Linked DNA regions of Homo sapiens: region 1 is linked to region 2. A link is a contact called in ENCODE Hi-C or POLR2A ChIA-PET data. All regions are on one chromosome and are shown on one strand. The core of a region is the stretch at or near the end of the contact, and the rest is flanking DNA. Distances in the headings are between cores, read along the strand shown.

Region 1 (3,186 bases), core at 289-2,788, 310 kb before region 2:
AATGTACCCTACACTTCTCCTTGCTAGTGGCCACTGCTTTAGGATTTCTGAAAATCACTTGCCTCTTCCATATAAGACACCCAGACCATTGGATAAAGCAGTTTGTTTGTCAACTTTGCTTTGTTTAGTAATTATAAAAGCAGTATAAGTTCACTGTAGAAAATTTGAAAATATGGACAAAAACCTACAGGTTAAAAAATCGCCTATATGGTAAAAGTCAGAAGACTCTATATTGCCAAGCAAGTAAGAAGTGTAGGTGTTCCCAGACCAAACTGAGGGTCAGGCTGCTATTCTAGTGGCCCAATAATGAGATGAAGATGAACTGGGGAGGAAGAGAGTTTTTATTTCTGCCACTGGTTACAGGGAGAAGGCCTGGGAATTATTGCCAGACCAGCTGAAAATTACAAAGTTTTCAGGAGCTTATATACCTTCTAAGCTATATGTCTGTATGTGTAAGTGTGAATTTATCTAAAGACATAAGTGATTAACTTCTTTTAGTCTATAACTAAACTCTGAGTCCAGAACACCTTCGTCTGGAGCCTCGGTAAATTTACTTAATCTAAATGGGTCCAGGTCCTGGGGTGATTAACTTTATCTTGTCTCTTGCTAAATCACAGAGGTTTGGGGATTCCTTTAGACCCCCAATAAACTTATTTGTGGAGTCCTGGGGAGTTTCTTCAACCGCCCAATAAAACTTGTTTCATCTTAAATGGGTCCTGTTAAGAATTCCTTCATTATTTTGTCATGCTTTAAGGCCCAGGAAAGGCCTAGACAAAACTCTTGTTTGGGCTTTTGTTACATTCCAGCTTTTGTATAAGGGCACTTGCTTTTAATATTTAACTTAACCACTGAGTCAGTACTGAAACAGTTGTTATGGAGGCAGGTGTTAGTAAGACCTGGCCTGCCACATAGGTGTTGGTATTGACTGAGGCACCAGGGAGCCTTCCAGATTGCAGATGTTTTATGTCTTGATCTGAGTGATGGTGACATGAGGGTCACATAGTTAAGAAACGAATTAAGTGATATACTTTATGCACTTTACTGTAGGTATAATGTACCTTATTACAAAGGAAAACATTTAAAATAACCAATTACTCCAAAACCCAGAATTGTCTTTACATCTGGGAATGTTTTCTTTATAAATGTATGCATATATATGTAAACATGTTCAATTATATCATATATACATGTATGAGGGTATATACAATATGCACTTATGCACTGGTTTGGGGTTCTTTTATCTTTACTTAAAATATGTCCCTCTATTTAATAAATTTCAACTTACCAATATTCATAGATAAAACAAAGCTGTGTGGAGAACATAGCTCCCTACCAACAGATGCTATTAGCTCTCTTGCTCTGTAATTCTCTTATCGGCTGCAGCCTTTTAAAAAAAAAATTAGTCTACAATAATTTTACTATGGTTATTTTTGAGGTATTACATAAAATTTATTACTTCACTTTCTTCACTAATTCAAAAGTCACTGAGAGTGTAGAAATTGTCAACAGGAAAAGGCAAATGACGAGAGTGAGAGCAGAAGTAGAGACGCATGTCAGAGCGGGTCTGGGTGCAGGCAGAGACAGCAGCAGACTTTGCTTTTACAAGACTTGGAATTGGGGCTCAAGCCAAGTTTAACCTCATTTCCCAGTGCAGGTGATCTCTGAATTGCATAAACAATTAACTTTCTTGGACTTTTGTGCAAGTGGTTTATTAAAGAAACTCTCAGAAAAATCACCAGTAAGAGCAGGGGGACAACAGGACAGGGAAGGCGAAGAGTCTAAGGAAGGATGTGATTTCAGGCAAAGCCCCAGCCTCCCCGTGATCCCACAGGAACCATGGAGTCAAAATGCCACCTCAGAGACGTCTGGCACTCCCACAGCCAGCCGGGCATTCACACTCCTACAGGAGTCTGTCCTGGAGTGAGGGTTGGGAGGTCATCCTCTCCCAGGTGCTTCCAGTTCTCCATGCAATGCAGAGAAGTAGTAACAGTAGCCTGAGGGTAGCCCTTTGAATGAAGTTGTAGGAGCAACCCACAGAAAGCAAAACACACAGAAGCTGGGGTAAAAGGCATTCTCGTGGGTCTGGGTGGAGTGGCCATACCACTTCCCTGTCTTAACTCTGGGTCGTGGCTAGCCCCAGGTGACTGGAAACCTACACTTCAGTGACCACAGCTACCTCTTTTGTAATGTCGTTTTCAGTGACAAAGTAAACATCATTATGTCCATTAATGAGTTTTCTTTCAAGTTGAGGGCATTCTGGTGTTCTTTTAAACCTTAGTCTCTCATAGGACAACCTGGAAGAATCTTGAGATACAAGTTTTATTATCCTCACTTTAAAGCTGAAAGAAACTAAAATTCATATATGATTAGCCCAGATCTCCACAAAGTCCATGCTTTTTTCTTTACTGTGTTCCCAATTTGTGTGTTAAAAAGAGTCCTCTAAAATGCCTGGGGATAATACCTACATAGTGCCCGCTGTGTTCTCCTCCTGGCAGCACCATACATGAGACTGTGATATGCACGGAGCTTCCTGGAGGTGTGTAACGCCACATGTTTGTATTCTACTTTCAGACTGCCAGCATCAGTATAACGTTTCCTTCGAGAAAAGGAGGAAAAACTTTTGATTCTCAGGCATTTCAATTTTTTTCCATTTTTGCAGATACATATTTCCTATTTCTCAATTTAAAATAAAACTCGGTCCTCCCACTACTCAAACATTCTGTTATGGTCTCCTAAAAGTACTGTGTTCTTGTTTCAAAATCATTGCATCTTCTCCGACTCTCCTCCAGGAAGATATTTTGTATTTTATGAAGGCATATTTTTAAAGCACTGCTGATCGTTTTTATATATTTTGAATATATATTTCAAAACTGCAAACTTTTGCCCTTAAAATATTCATATACCTCTTTTCCCAGTATTTCTAAGAATTTTTGAAGGACAGCTCCTGTTTTTTATGTCATACCCCAGCACGTATCTCTAAGAGCACCTTTATAATTGCTTTGTTGCAATCGTGGTGATAGAAAACTAGGAATTATGATAATGCATTTATATATTAATAAAAATAAATCTGGGAATTTTGGAGATGTCTTCAGAAAGCACATTGACATGTTGCTGGGCACTCAAAGCTCCATTCCTTCAACACAGGAGAAACCCTTTCAAGTCACAGCTCTGCCAGTATGTGACAAC
Region 2 (3,130 bases), core at 498-2,997:
CTCCAAGTTGATAACCACCAATCTAAGCTAAAATCCTAAGATGTTGGAAGACTGAATTTCAAGTAATGGAAATTTGGTTTTATATTTACAAACAACAAACCTTCCTAATCAGCAAATAGATGCTTGTCCAAAACATACTCTATACAAAAAATACGTATGTATGAAATAAACAAAACGTGGTTTCACTTTTTTTTTGCTTTAAACAATGTTAAAGAAACCTAAAGTGTTATTAGTTGTTTCAAAAATTGATCCAAGTATAACCATGTTAGAAAAAAATACATATTAATTGTTGTGTTTCTCCCAAATTTCACACAGTTCAGAGAGTATTTCTGCCTATATTTTTAGCTAAGCATAGAGCTCTTGGTCTGGGAGACACTGAGAATTTCAAAATAGCTTGTTACCTAAAAATAAACTTCCTGAAATGAACTTGAGGCCCGAGAGGGATGAATGGCTTTATTTTTTTCTTCTATATTTACTGTTACCACAAGAAAGCAAATCTTAAATTTATATACGTTTATATTTTTAGAGACCCAGGAAACAGGTGCTATGCCCAAGCTACAAAGACAGTTGCAGGGCAAAGTATCTATGACAGAATCCTAAAATTCACAGGACAGAGAGTGACTGTGGAAAGGCATTGAAAGTGTTCCTCTCTAGGCAAGAGCGGAGGGAACATGAGGCTTTTCTTAGGCCTCTCTAAGGGTTATGCCTTGGAAAAGTACCTCACAACTTTCTGTGGCCCAGCAACTGTTCCAGCACCCCATGCGGTCTAAGTGCTTAATGTTTCTTAGTCTAGCATGTAAGTATTAATTCATGTTTGCTGGTTGAGTGCCTAGTAGCCTTGTCATACTTCACTGACTGTCCAAACTCATGTCTTAAACATCATCACCATCTCATTGAGGAAGAAAATGGGGAATGGGGTGTTACACCTTTATTTGAACTGCCCCTAGTTTGCAGCCTGTATTTTGCAAAGAATAGTCTGTCTTCCATATTTTATTGAATAAATGTGAATGAATATCACATTTATAATCACATTCCTCTCTAATCTGAGTGAAGAAGTTCTGTATCCTATCCTACATGGCATCAAGGGCCAAACATGGACTCCTTGTATTCATCCTGTGTTCACTCATTTATCCAATAAACATTTTTGTATGCCTGCTATGTGAAAGGTTCTCTTCCTGGCACTGGAGATATAGTAGGTAAGTGAGGTGGAGAAAGTTTCATGGAGCTTACATTTTTGTGGATAGATTATTAGCAAGTATGCGATGCAGATAGTTTGTGCAGACAATAAATAAAACAGAGTTGCTATAGGATGAAGAGGTGGCATTTGATCAGAGATCAGAAAAGTGACAGGAAGCTAAACAAAGGTAATAGCAAGTGAAAGGCCTGAGGAGGGAATGAACTTGGCTTCTTCCCAGAAGGGGGCAGGAGATTGGTGATGGTGGTGATAAGGGAGAGGTACAGAAGGCAGATCCTGAGGTGGATTCAGCTTTTATTTGCTGCGATCATAACTCCAATGCCTCACCAATGCTTGGGATTGTGTCTAGGAGGCACTCAGTAAGTGTTAGTTAATCAATTGATTTGCCTCAAACACAGAGAGAGATCAGTAGAACTAGTCCCTTGAAAAGAAGACCCTTATAGCTCTTTCAGGAGTAGGTCAGGAAAATGGCGGCAAAATCTTGTGCCTCCAGCAACGGTTCCTCCTTTGGTGTGGCACTTCATGACTCTGTGAGGTTATAGCCTCCCTGCCCAGCTGAGCGGTGATGCTCGCCTGGCTCCCACATCCTCTGTGCTGCCCTCTATTTTGGGTCACCCTGACTTGGTCTGTTTCCTGTCTTATTCACCAGCTAAACTATAATTTCCTTAAGGGTACTTTTATTTGTGGGCCCAGCACTCCGTACTATGCAGTGGGCCCATCTAGGTTTCTTTATTGAATGATAAGATTTTTGTAGAAAGTGGACCTTATGACAACCATTGACAAAAGCAAATGGCTACTCAACCACCCCAACCCCTCACCACCCCTCACCACGGTACAATGGATTTTATTACAAATTGCATACACCAGATAATTCTAATCTGATGTGAAGGAATTATTTTGCCTTTCTTCAGATTCATTCTCATGACATCAAGTTCATTTGAAATTGCATAACATCTTCAGGAATTCATTGGCAGGCTGCCTGGCAGTTGGATAATCATTTAATATATCTTTCTCTCTCCTCAGTTAATAACGACATGATAGTCACTGACAACAACGGTGCAGTCAAGTTTCCACAACTGTGTAAATTTTGTGATGTGAGATTTTCCACCTGTGACAACCAGAAATCCTGCATGAGCAACTGCAGCATCACCTCCATCTGTGAGAAGCCACAGGAAGTCTGTGTGGCTGTATGGTAAGCAAGCCTTTTAAGAAGTTATTCTTTCTTTTCCCCTTTTTACATAATGTATTCTCATAGTACACACAGTCAGTGTATCTCTGTCTCCTAAATGTAAACACCTGTTCCATTTCCCTTTCCTTTAGACCATCTCTCTTTCGATTATTAAATGTAGTTTCTAGGGGTGTTCTCTGCATGTATGTGTACGTTTATGTGGGTATATAAACGTATCATGATTATAAAATGATCATGATAAATGTAAAGATCATAAAATGATCTTTAATATAATAAATCTGGAAACTCTTTCTTGTATCAAGAAGAGGGATTTGCCGCTTAGTAGTCATTTAACCGACACCTCCTCAGCACCCCATAGTGAGACCAGGAGCTTTGTTCTCTTGAGGCAATCTCAGGTCTGGAAGAAGAGGTGATGAAAGGTTGGCTGTTGGAAGAGAAAACTACCAGCCAAAAATGGGGAATCTACTTGGAGAACCACAAAAACAACCTGTTTTTTTAGTCAGAAATTCTGGTTATATTATTCATATAACCATTGGGATAGATATGACTTCTTTCTCTCAGCTCAGAACTACATATTTCTTTTTTTTTTTTGAGATGGAGTCTTGCTCTGTCATTCAGGCTAGAGTGCCATGGCACAATCTTGGCTCACCGCAACCTCCACCTCCCAGGTTCAAGCGTTTCTCTTGTCTCAGCCTTTCGAGTAGCTGGGATTACAGGTGCCCACTACCACACCTGGCTAAGTTTTG

The links. Hi-C counts contacts between places; a loop is a spot of excess contacts on that map. ChIA-PET counts read pairs that join two places held with the same protein, here RNA polymerase II (POLR2A). Pooled maps may share reads with other maps.
Region 1: a loop to region 2 is called in a pooled map, with 2.1 times the contacts of the local background. The contact joins two enhancer-like sites. A Hi-C loop is called at or near these places in 1 of 168 maps with a recorded cell type or tissue (endothelial cell of umbilical vein) and 11 of 50 pooled maps. POLR2A ChIA-PET finds 5 or more read pairs at or near these places in 8 of 52 experiments (CD4-positive, alpha-beta T cell, CD4-positive, alpha-beta memory T cell, MCF 10A and 5 more).

Annotation. Positions count from the first base shown.
Region 1 is chr3:30,330,838-30,334,023 of GRCh38, forward strand. No RefSeq gene overlaps it. Among named protein-coding and RNA genes, the nearest start is that of LINC01985, 190 kb to the right of the region's middle. Within about 2 kb of position 1,539, at least 2 of the 41 ENCODE cell types and tissues checked have a DNase peak (open chromatin) inside an H3K27ac peak, as active enhancers do.
Region 2 is chr3:30,642,529-30,645,658 of GRCh38, forward strand. TGFBR2 (transforming growth factor beta receptor 2) reads left to right here. Exons shown (of 7, transcript NM_003242.6): 2 at 2,219-2,387. Among named protein-coding and RNA genes, the nearest start is that of TGFBR2, 37 kb to the left of the region's middle. Within about 2 kb of position 1,748, at least 20 of the 41 ENCODE cell types and tissues checked have a DNase peak (open chromatin) inside an H3K27ac peak, as active enhancers do.